Linked DNA regions of Homo sapiens: region 1 is linked to region 2. A link is a loop called in an ENCODE intact Hi-C map of the cell type or tissue named here. Cell type or tissue: OCI-LY7. All regions are shown on one strand. Links, peaks and the distances in the headings refer to the core of each region. The heading gives the core; the rest is flanking DNA.

The links. Hi-C counts contacts between places; a loop is a spot of excess contacts. Peaks named below come from ENCODE experiments on the same cell type or tissue, not always from the same donor. Only the 100,000 strongest peaks of a DNase experiment are listed, where the experiment ranks them.
Region 1: it touches region 2 in a loop (2.1-fold over the local background); 7 of 110 quality-filtered maps call a loop at or near these places.

What each region holds. Positions count from the first base shown.
Region 1 is chr3:35,906,293-35,910,697 of GRCh38, reverse strand. No RefSeq gene overlaps it. Among named protein-coding and RNA genes, the nearest start is that of MIR128-2, 160 kb to the right of the region's middle. In OCI-LY7, for the core only: CTCF peaks have their summits at 1,906 and 2,113 (motif pointing right); a DNase peak (open chromatin) is centred at 2,137.
Region 2 is chr3:35,657,520-35,661,924 of GRCh38, reverse strand. The region is part of intron 1 of ARPP21 (cAMP regulated phosphoprotein 21); the gene reads right to left. Among named protein-coding and RNA genes, the nearest start is that of ARPP21-AS1, 7.8 kb to the right of the region's middle. In OCI-LY7, for the core only: CTCF peaks have their summits at 1,738 and 1,938 (motif pointing right); a DNase peak (open chromatin) is centred at 1,964; H3K4me3 peaks cover 309 bases; H3K27ac peaks cover 578 bases.

The DNA.
Region 1 (4,405 bases), core at 91-4,090, 250 kb before region 2:
TAAAGCTTGAATGCTGCTTTATTTCTAGTATTAAAATAAATTCCAGGTAATGGGTAGAATTTTTAGATACTGAAAACAAAACCATGGAAGTTTTTAAAATAAGAACAAGAGGCTTTTGCTTTGTTTTTATGACAATAATCTTGCAGTTGGAGATGACTTTGTAAGACTAGCAAAATAGTGCATAGAAGGAAAAGAAAATGATACATATGCATATTAAAATATATAATAAAAAGTCAAATCAATTTTTAATATTTTAATTACCTGTAACAGAGAACTAATTGTCTTATTATAGAAATAACTCTTACTAATTAGTAAGAAAATGACTCATACCCTAATAGAAAATGGGAAGTCAAATGGATTTTATTTTTAAAACATTCTTATCTTAACTCAAAATTTTCAAATTTCCTAAAATGCAATTTAAACCCATAATGAGTGCACTCTTTTCACCTATGTGATTTGGAGATACCTGTCAGGTAGAAGCAACTGTCCTCTATGGAAGCTGAAGTGGTCGCATGCATCCTCTCCTCACTCAGAAAACAAGTGACTTCTGCCAATCAGGAGCTGGCTCCCATAACTTTATCTCCTCAAGTTGATGTCACAGGGTGGTAAGGCAGTTTAGAGATGTTTTGTTTCATTGTAATGACTTTAATGAATGAATTGTTGTGCTGAAACCCTTCCCTAGCATTCCTGCTGCCCAGCCCTCTGGAGTTTAATTGATTCCTACTTATCTTCAAAGTTCTCTCCCAGGTTCCATTCATCTCCATGAGGAAAATACGGCCCCTCGATGCACTCTTTTTTACTTTTTAAGGTAACCAGGTTTGGTTTCTGTTACTTGCAACCAAGACTTTTGAAAGATACATAAATAATCACATAAGTGTAAGGTTAAATGCGTAAGATTGTTTAATGCACAAAATATGGTTTGGCTGTGTCCTCATCAGAATCTCATCTCAAATTGCAATAGGAATTGTAATCCCCACGTGTTGCGGGAGGGACCTGGTGGGAGGTGATTGGCTCATGGGGGGCAGTTTCCCTCATGCTGTTCTCCTGATAGTGAGTGAGTTCTCATGAGACCTGATGGTTTTATAATGGCCTCTTCCCTCTTCACCCTCTCCTGCCACCTTGTTAAAAAAGTACTTGCTTCTCCTTTGCCTCCCCGCCATGACTGTAAGTTTCCTGAGGCCTCTGCAGCCATGTGGAGCTGTGAGTCAATTAAACTTCTTTCCTTTATAAATTATCCAGTCTCAGGTATTTCTTTATAGCAGTGTGAGAACGGGCCAATACAGCACAAAACACAAAATTATTTGTTTATAATAGCTGAAATTTGAAGTAAAAACTCAAATTCCATCAATTTAAAAAATTAAGAGAAGATAGAAAAAGAAGATAAACCTTATTACTTTGTAAAAGAAGAAAAGACAGACAATTTGGAAAAAGGAAATATCAAACTTAAAGGTTTCATCCAACATATTTAACTGTAACCTCATCTGATGTGTAAACAGACAGTAACCTACTCTATTAAAAAGAAACAGTCTCAGCCCATCACCAGCAATCAACTGTTGAAGGCAGATTCAAATTAACTGAAGGCTCAACTGTAACCCATCCAGCTGTTTCTGTAGCTCATTTCCATTTTCTGTAAATCACTGTTCTTTATCTGTCCCTAAAAGTTGTCTGACCACGTGACAGCCCTGGGGCCACTCTAAACGTATTCTGGTTCTGGGTGCTGCCCGATTCTACGAATCAGTCTTTGCTCAGTTAAATTCTGTTAAATTTTATTAGTCTAAGCTTTTTCTTTAAACAATATCCTAAGTTCAAAACCTAAGAGGTCATTAATTATGTGACCTTAAGTCGACTACATAACCTAACAATAGCTCATTATCTTCAGACTGTAAATTAGAAATGAGAAAGTTCAACCTCTTTGTAGTGATAACCCATGCAATTCAGTTTTTTTCTCCAAGGCAAGTTAACAACAATTTATTTTCACCCTACAAATTGCATCTTCTAATCAGAACTAGGTAATTATCTCGAAGTTATATTACTATAATTCAAAAAAAAATCATTTCAATTTGGAGGAGCTACAATTCAAGGGATTTGGGGGCTAAGTAAGGAAAATAATCGACCACGAGGTGGCAGTAGCGCACACAAGCTTTATTGAGTGTTGCTTTGACAGGTTTGCATGCAGGCAAGTCCTTCATAGCAGGCATCTGGCCAGAGGCTAGAGGCAGTGGGGGTTTCTACTCAGAAGAGGAAGAGGGAAAGGGAATTCCTGGGGAGAGGAAGATCAGAAAGGAGGCTTACCTATCTGAGTGATGTCTGCTCAACAGCACCAGAAATTATTCTCATCTATGGCTACCAGATTTTTACCATCGTATGCAAAGCAGTCAGGTTCTAAATGGCTAAAATGTGCTTGTTTGGGCTATGTTTAAAACCATCTGCTATATAAAAATTTCAGTTATACTGAAGAAGTAAGCAACCTAGGGGCCAATTCACAAAAGTCATCTTTGACTCATTTGTATATAACAAATTTTAGTGGGATTATATGCCTTATCTATATAAAAGTAAAACTGTATTAGAACCCACTTTTGCATAATTTCTGTGTTCTTTGGTAACTTTGAGGACAGAAAGAAGAGTTAGCTAAAACAGTTGGAAATACTTTTATAAGGAAGCCAATGTACTTTGGGACTTGGGCAATGTCCCAGTCCAAGACCATTCAGGCATACGAAACATCATACCTACTCTCAGGGCGTTCTTCAGTCTATAATTTATCATTACAATTCACACAAAATGATTTACAGTACTTCTAAACCTGCTCACACAGATTAAATGTGTTTTTAAATATCATAAATGAGAAATTTGAAAGATTCCCCTTTGCTTATCTACAGCCTTGGCTGCCAAAACCTGCAACTAACTAGCACCAAGTAAGTTTTCCTGACTCTTTCAGGTATATACTAAATGAAGGTGATACTCTTGGAACAAAAAGAACAGGAAAGTCATTACAAAAAGTTCTAGCTATCCAAGAATATTGACTCTGATCCCTTGAGCTATAATGTCATATCTTAAAAGAAGAATGCTTTGGAAGGAATATTCTGAAATTCATTCTGGTTTTATTTGAATATTAAGCCTTGTCTCAGATTTCTCTGCAATTTTTACATGTCTTGTCTTTTGTCTAAATCATCTGGAGATGTTATCTTTTCTTTAAAAAAAAGCTAATGTAAGCATCTGGTAAAAATTTAAATATTATAAAGAATATACAGTGAAAACTTAGTCTTCCTTGTAAGCTTGACTTTCGAGCTTCTGCCCCAAACACTAACCCTAACACTAGCTATAATCCTAATCTCCCAGTTTCATGTACAGTATACATTCTTCCAGTAAATCCAAGCGGAACAATAATATTCACACAATGTTCTGTACCTTATGATTTTCTCTTGAACAAAGACATACACGTAGTATTTAATGTGGTATGCTGTTTTATTGATGTATCACATTTTCTTTTACTAGCCCTAATTAATAAAAATTTTGTGGTTTCTGTTTGGTGCTTTAAATGGCACTACTATTGAAATCTCTGTGTTATTCCATATATGTGTAGGTGTCAGACGTGTGTGAACCTGAGCAACTCCATCTTAAATAGTAGTTAGGTAAAATGAGGCTGAAACCTACTGGGCTGCATTCCCAGATGGTTAAGGCATTCCAAGTCATGGGATGAGATAGTAGGTCAGCACAAAATGCAGGTCATAAAAACCTTGCTGATAAAACAAGTCACAGTAACAAAGACGGCCCAAACCCACCAAAACCAAGATGGCCACAAGAGTGACCTCAGTTTATCCTCACAGCTATACACCCACCAGTGCCATGACAGTTTACAGATGCCATGGCAACATCAGGAAGTTACCACTTATGGTCTAAAAGGGGGAGGCATGAATAAACCACCCCTCGTTTAGCATTTGCTCAAGAAATAACCATAAAAATGGACAACCAGCAGCCATTGGGGTCATAAAGAAATAATCATAGAAATGAACAACCAGCAGCCCTTGGGGCTGCTCTGTCTATGGAATAGCTGTTCTTTTATTCCTTCACTCTCCTAATAAACTTGCTTTCACTTTACTGTATGGACTTGGCCTGAATTCTTTCTTGTGTGAGATCCAAGAACCCTCTCTTGGGGTCTGGATCAAGACTCCCTTCCTGTAAAGTAAGTATATAATTTTTCTCAACAAAATATATGGTACATTTTATGTTCCTTGAAATTTTGAAAATAATTTATGAACACACAGATTCCAGGGTTGAAACTATTGCTAGAGATGTTTTATGAACAGCTTCAAATATTTTAACTAAATTATGTTTTTGTAGACACTCAGTTGCTTCATATTTACTTATTACTGAGTTTGCTTCAATAAACTGATTCTGTGATGAGTCC
Region 2 (4,405 bases), core at 74-4,073:
ACTATGATTACAAATTAGTTAGTGCCCATGAAGTGTTTCAAAACTTTTACAAAGTATCTCATTTATTACCTCACAACCAGAAACAGGTATGTCACTGTCTCCTTTATACACATGGAACAACTAAAATTCAGTAAGGTCAAGGAACTTGCCCAAGGTAACACAATAAATACAAAGGCATCCACTGTGCCTCATTCTCTCTCCAGGAAATATGTATTATTGTTGCCTACAAAAGTACTCTTTTGAGAGATGAGGCAGGACATAAAAAGGTCAATGAGAATTGAATACTGTTGATTTTTTGAATTTTATAGCCGGTCATAAGAAATTTATAAGTGTTCTGATTTCTTTATGCTGTATTTATTTTCAAGTTTCTATACTCCATGCAGAGAATGTATACTAGCAGTTCAAAGATTCTAATAAAGGAGCTGCCTAAATAATTATAGCAGCAACTAACACTTACAGCATGTTTCTATGTGCTGAGCAGTATTCCATGACTTTTACTGGTAAAGACTGACAGAGTCACTTTATCTCTTTTCCTCTTTTTGTCCCATTGTTTGCCATTTCTCCTTGTGGATATGCCTGGAGGAGGTGAAGTTTTAACAGCACAAATTCACCATTCTCACGATATAGCTCAATAACTGATTTTCATACTATGACAATGAATCAATGAGAGAATATTAAATTATATTCTGTATTTGATGTTTTACAAGGCTGAGATTTGTATTTAAATTGGTCAAAGTAAAGCACTCGCTCTCCTGGAGGGTCCAGTTTCAATTGTACAGGTAATCCATGTGTATGTGATCATGTGTGTAATTAGGCCTTGTTATGCCAGTGAAGTTGATAAACTATTATTTACCCAGCTCCTACTAGGTGTAAAAAAGTCTGCTAAAAATTGTGAGATGCAAAGATAGATTTAGCCCTGTACCTGCCTTTAAGAAATTTATAATCTGCTAAAAACAAGGAGTTACTCAATTTAGCTTTCCAACTACATATTTTCTTTGTTTTTCAGTAAGTATGCTAAGCAGTGACTTCCAAATGAGTCATTATAGGATTGTTCACTAATTTTCAAGATAAAGGGTTAAATTAGACTAATTCATTATTTAGGGAAAAAAACCCACAACTATCTCCCATCCAGTAAGATAAAGAGAGTAGTACCCCACAAAAAAGAATAGAAGCATTTACTCAAAATCCTCAGTCAAAAGTTAGTCATTCTCCTTACTGATAAATACCCATCAAGAATCTGATAATTATCCCCCAAGAAGTGAACTTTGAGAATGAAGTTAGTCATTATCTTAACCTCTTGTTACACACACTTGAGAGTTAGAAGCAACTTTCCTCTGTCTTTCCTTGAGAGTTCAAGTATTGCTCTCCTTTTCCAGACCTTTCTCCAAGGATGGCACAGAAGAGATTTCGAGGGCAAAGACTATAGCCAATAGCAAGGATAGTTTGAAGGGGCAAAAAGTGAGGTGCACTTTTATGGTGTATGTGCGGATAAGGGGGTGGAAGCAGAGTAAGAGTTTGGCCTGCTCACATCTGGAAGGATGGGGCCCAGAGGCAGAAGCTGAGGCTAAGAACAAATTCAAAGAAATGCAGGAGAGCAAGAGGTCCTCTGGTGGCTGGGCCGATCATTTATAGATACCATCTTGTGTTTTATTCAGAATTGGGAATAGACCAGCCCCCTGTGTTCTCCTGGAGGAAATGGAAAGAACCATGTAAATGCAGATATTTAAAAGATTTTTCAGTAATTTAGAAGTGATACCTCATGATTATTTATTAAACCACCTCTTGCTTTGCTCTATGTCAAAAAGGGGAAAGAAGTCAAGGTCCAAAAGCTGAGAATCCCTGAGAAGGATGCCAGGAAGGCTTGTCAGGGCTAGAACATTGATCTGTCCCTTGGCAAAGCCTCTCATGCTCTCCCTATGCCAGCAGATGGTGCAATGCACACCTGTGACTCTTGTCATAAAACAGCTCTCTGATGTTTTTATTACAAGAACTTATGTGACTCTTTACACACCCAGGTGTCATTGTGGACCAATGTCTTTTGACTGAGCTGCTCCTGAACAATACAGTGCTTTTGGTATAAAACAGGAAGCCCCTCCATCAGTCAGAACAACACACCAGCCACCTTTATTCTCTAAAGGTTTTCTCCTTTTGAGAAACTCATCTTACAACATGTGATGAATTACTGCTTTAAACTTGTATATTAACCAACAAAATGAGATTCAACCCTTTACTAACAAATCTCCTAGCTCTCTACCGCCCACTTTTCATGATCTGTTCCTCCTCTGTGTTCACCTTGATGTCTCTATCAGGCTACACACCTGCACTCCAGCACTTATCCTAGGGCCTTGAAATGATATGAGAGTCAGGCTGTAAGTTCACCAAGGGCAGGGATTGTGCTTTGTTTATCTCTGGGTCTCTAGGACCCGCCAAGATGTCTAGAATACAATAGGAAATGAATGCATGTTTCTAAAAATGTAAATGTCTTCTATAAATGTCTTCTAATCATCTAAACCCAGAAAGGTGTATTAATTTTTCAATTGCTTAAAATATTAACTATTTATATTATATTCATATTATCATATTTTAAAATGTGTTTTGAAGGCATAAATTTAACCAAAAAATCTGAGCTTGTGTGCTGTGTCTACATGAAGAACACAAGTGTTTGTGGACTCTGTGTGCATTCACAAGCATGTATGTATGTGTGCTGGGACGTAATGTTAAAAGTATTTCTTAAAATGGGTCTGTGTAAAAAATGTTGCAAGAATAGATGACATCGTGTTTTCATATCTATTTGAAGAAAAACTTGCAATATACATAGCTCATGTCTTGATTATCAAAGTCAGCAAGAGAGAATATGTGCTGTGTGGGGTTCCCGCTGTGAAATCCAAACATTATCTGTGAAATTCAAAGACTTTATCATTTAAATATGAGGATTGATGCCTCTGATGAAGATAGAGCATCTTAGTTAAAACAAACAAATGATTATCTTGGACAACAGTGTAAACAAGACCCTAATTCATGAAGCTGCTAATTGCTCTTCCCAGCTGCAGAAGATTGGCCTGCACTCCATCTCTCACTACTCACACTGTGAGTAACATTTGTACACTCTCTCCTGAAATTCAGCACAGCACAGGTCCAGCCTTACACATCAGAGCCTGGGGGCCAAAAAGGGGTCAGTTCAGAAAAGAACCTAAAAGGCAGCTACTTAAAGGAATTAAGTGCTTCATTTTATAGACATGTATTTACTTCTATGGCTGTGCTGGCATTAAGCTCATATTTAAATTACTTTATTTCCTCACAAGGCTTATGGGTATGTCATCAGGAGAAAAACCTTGGCACCAGTCTTTGTAACCAAGAGAAATTGATATTGCATATCATTTTTAGATTTTGAAAGTAAATCTAAAAATTGGTACCTGGATAACGATCATCACAAACTCCCAGAGTTGTTCATATTTAATTCCACTTAAATACAGATATCTTAACTCATAGCAAGCAGATAATAGGTATCATGTTTTCATACATTATTTCATGTACAAAATGCCAAAAAGAACACTTTACACATAGTGTTTTTAATCCTCACTACAACGAATCATTCACTCATGGAGGGAAGAAGAAAGAAAGAGAAAGAAAGAAAACGGTTCAGAAAGGATAAAATTCCCTGCCCAAAGTCAAACTGCATAAAAATTATTCAAACACAGTTCTCAAAAACCCATGCTTTTTCCACTGCCTGCCATCACCATGCCCAATCTATGAGTCTGGAATGTGTTCACCAAGAAGGGAATGCAAGACTCACCTATATAATCATGGGTACTGATTAAAGAAAGATGCCAAACCATGTAAAAACTGTATCTTTTATCACAAGAGAGTATTATTCCAGTTATCACTATCCAGAAATGTGCAATTACTTTTTATCAGTAATGTTGCTTCAGATATCCCACTAACATACAAAAGTGCATACTCAACATTTGATTCTCTAGTAATCTTAAAACTGAGAATCAAATTAACTATAGAAGCCCCTGTTACTGTAGAGTGGATGCACGACCACTGGTCCAAGGCCCAAATGTTGTCATATCTGGGAGAGCTATTTCTAAGGTTTATGGAGCCTCACCTCTACCACCATGCTAGGATTCGGGCTTGGAGATTACTTTGAGGAATGAAGCAGACCAGAGGCTGTTGGAACCTCAACCCACAGCTGCCTTTAGGACTAAGTCAACTGAGACTATCTGCATGGACTCTGAAGCTGGACATCAAGGGCTTGAAGACTGACTCCACCACTGACTCTGAGAAAGTTACCAAATGTGTTTGTGCCTCAGTTTTCTCATCTGAAAATGCAAATAATAAGGGTCCCTACCTCAAAAGTGGCTGAGAGGATTAAGCACATTAATATACATAAAGTACTCAGAAA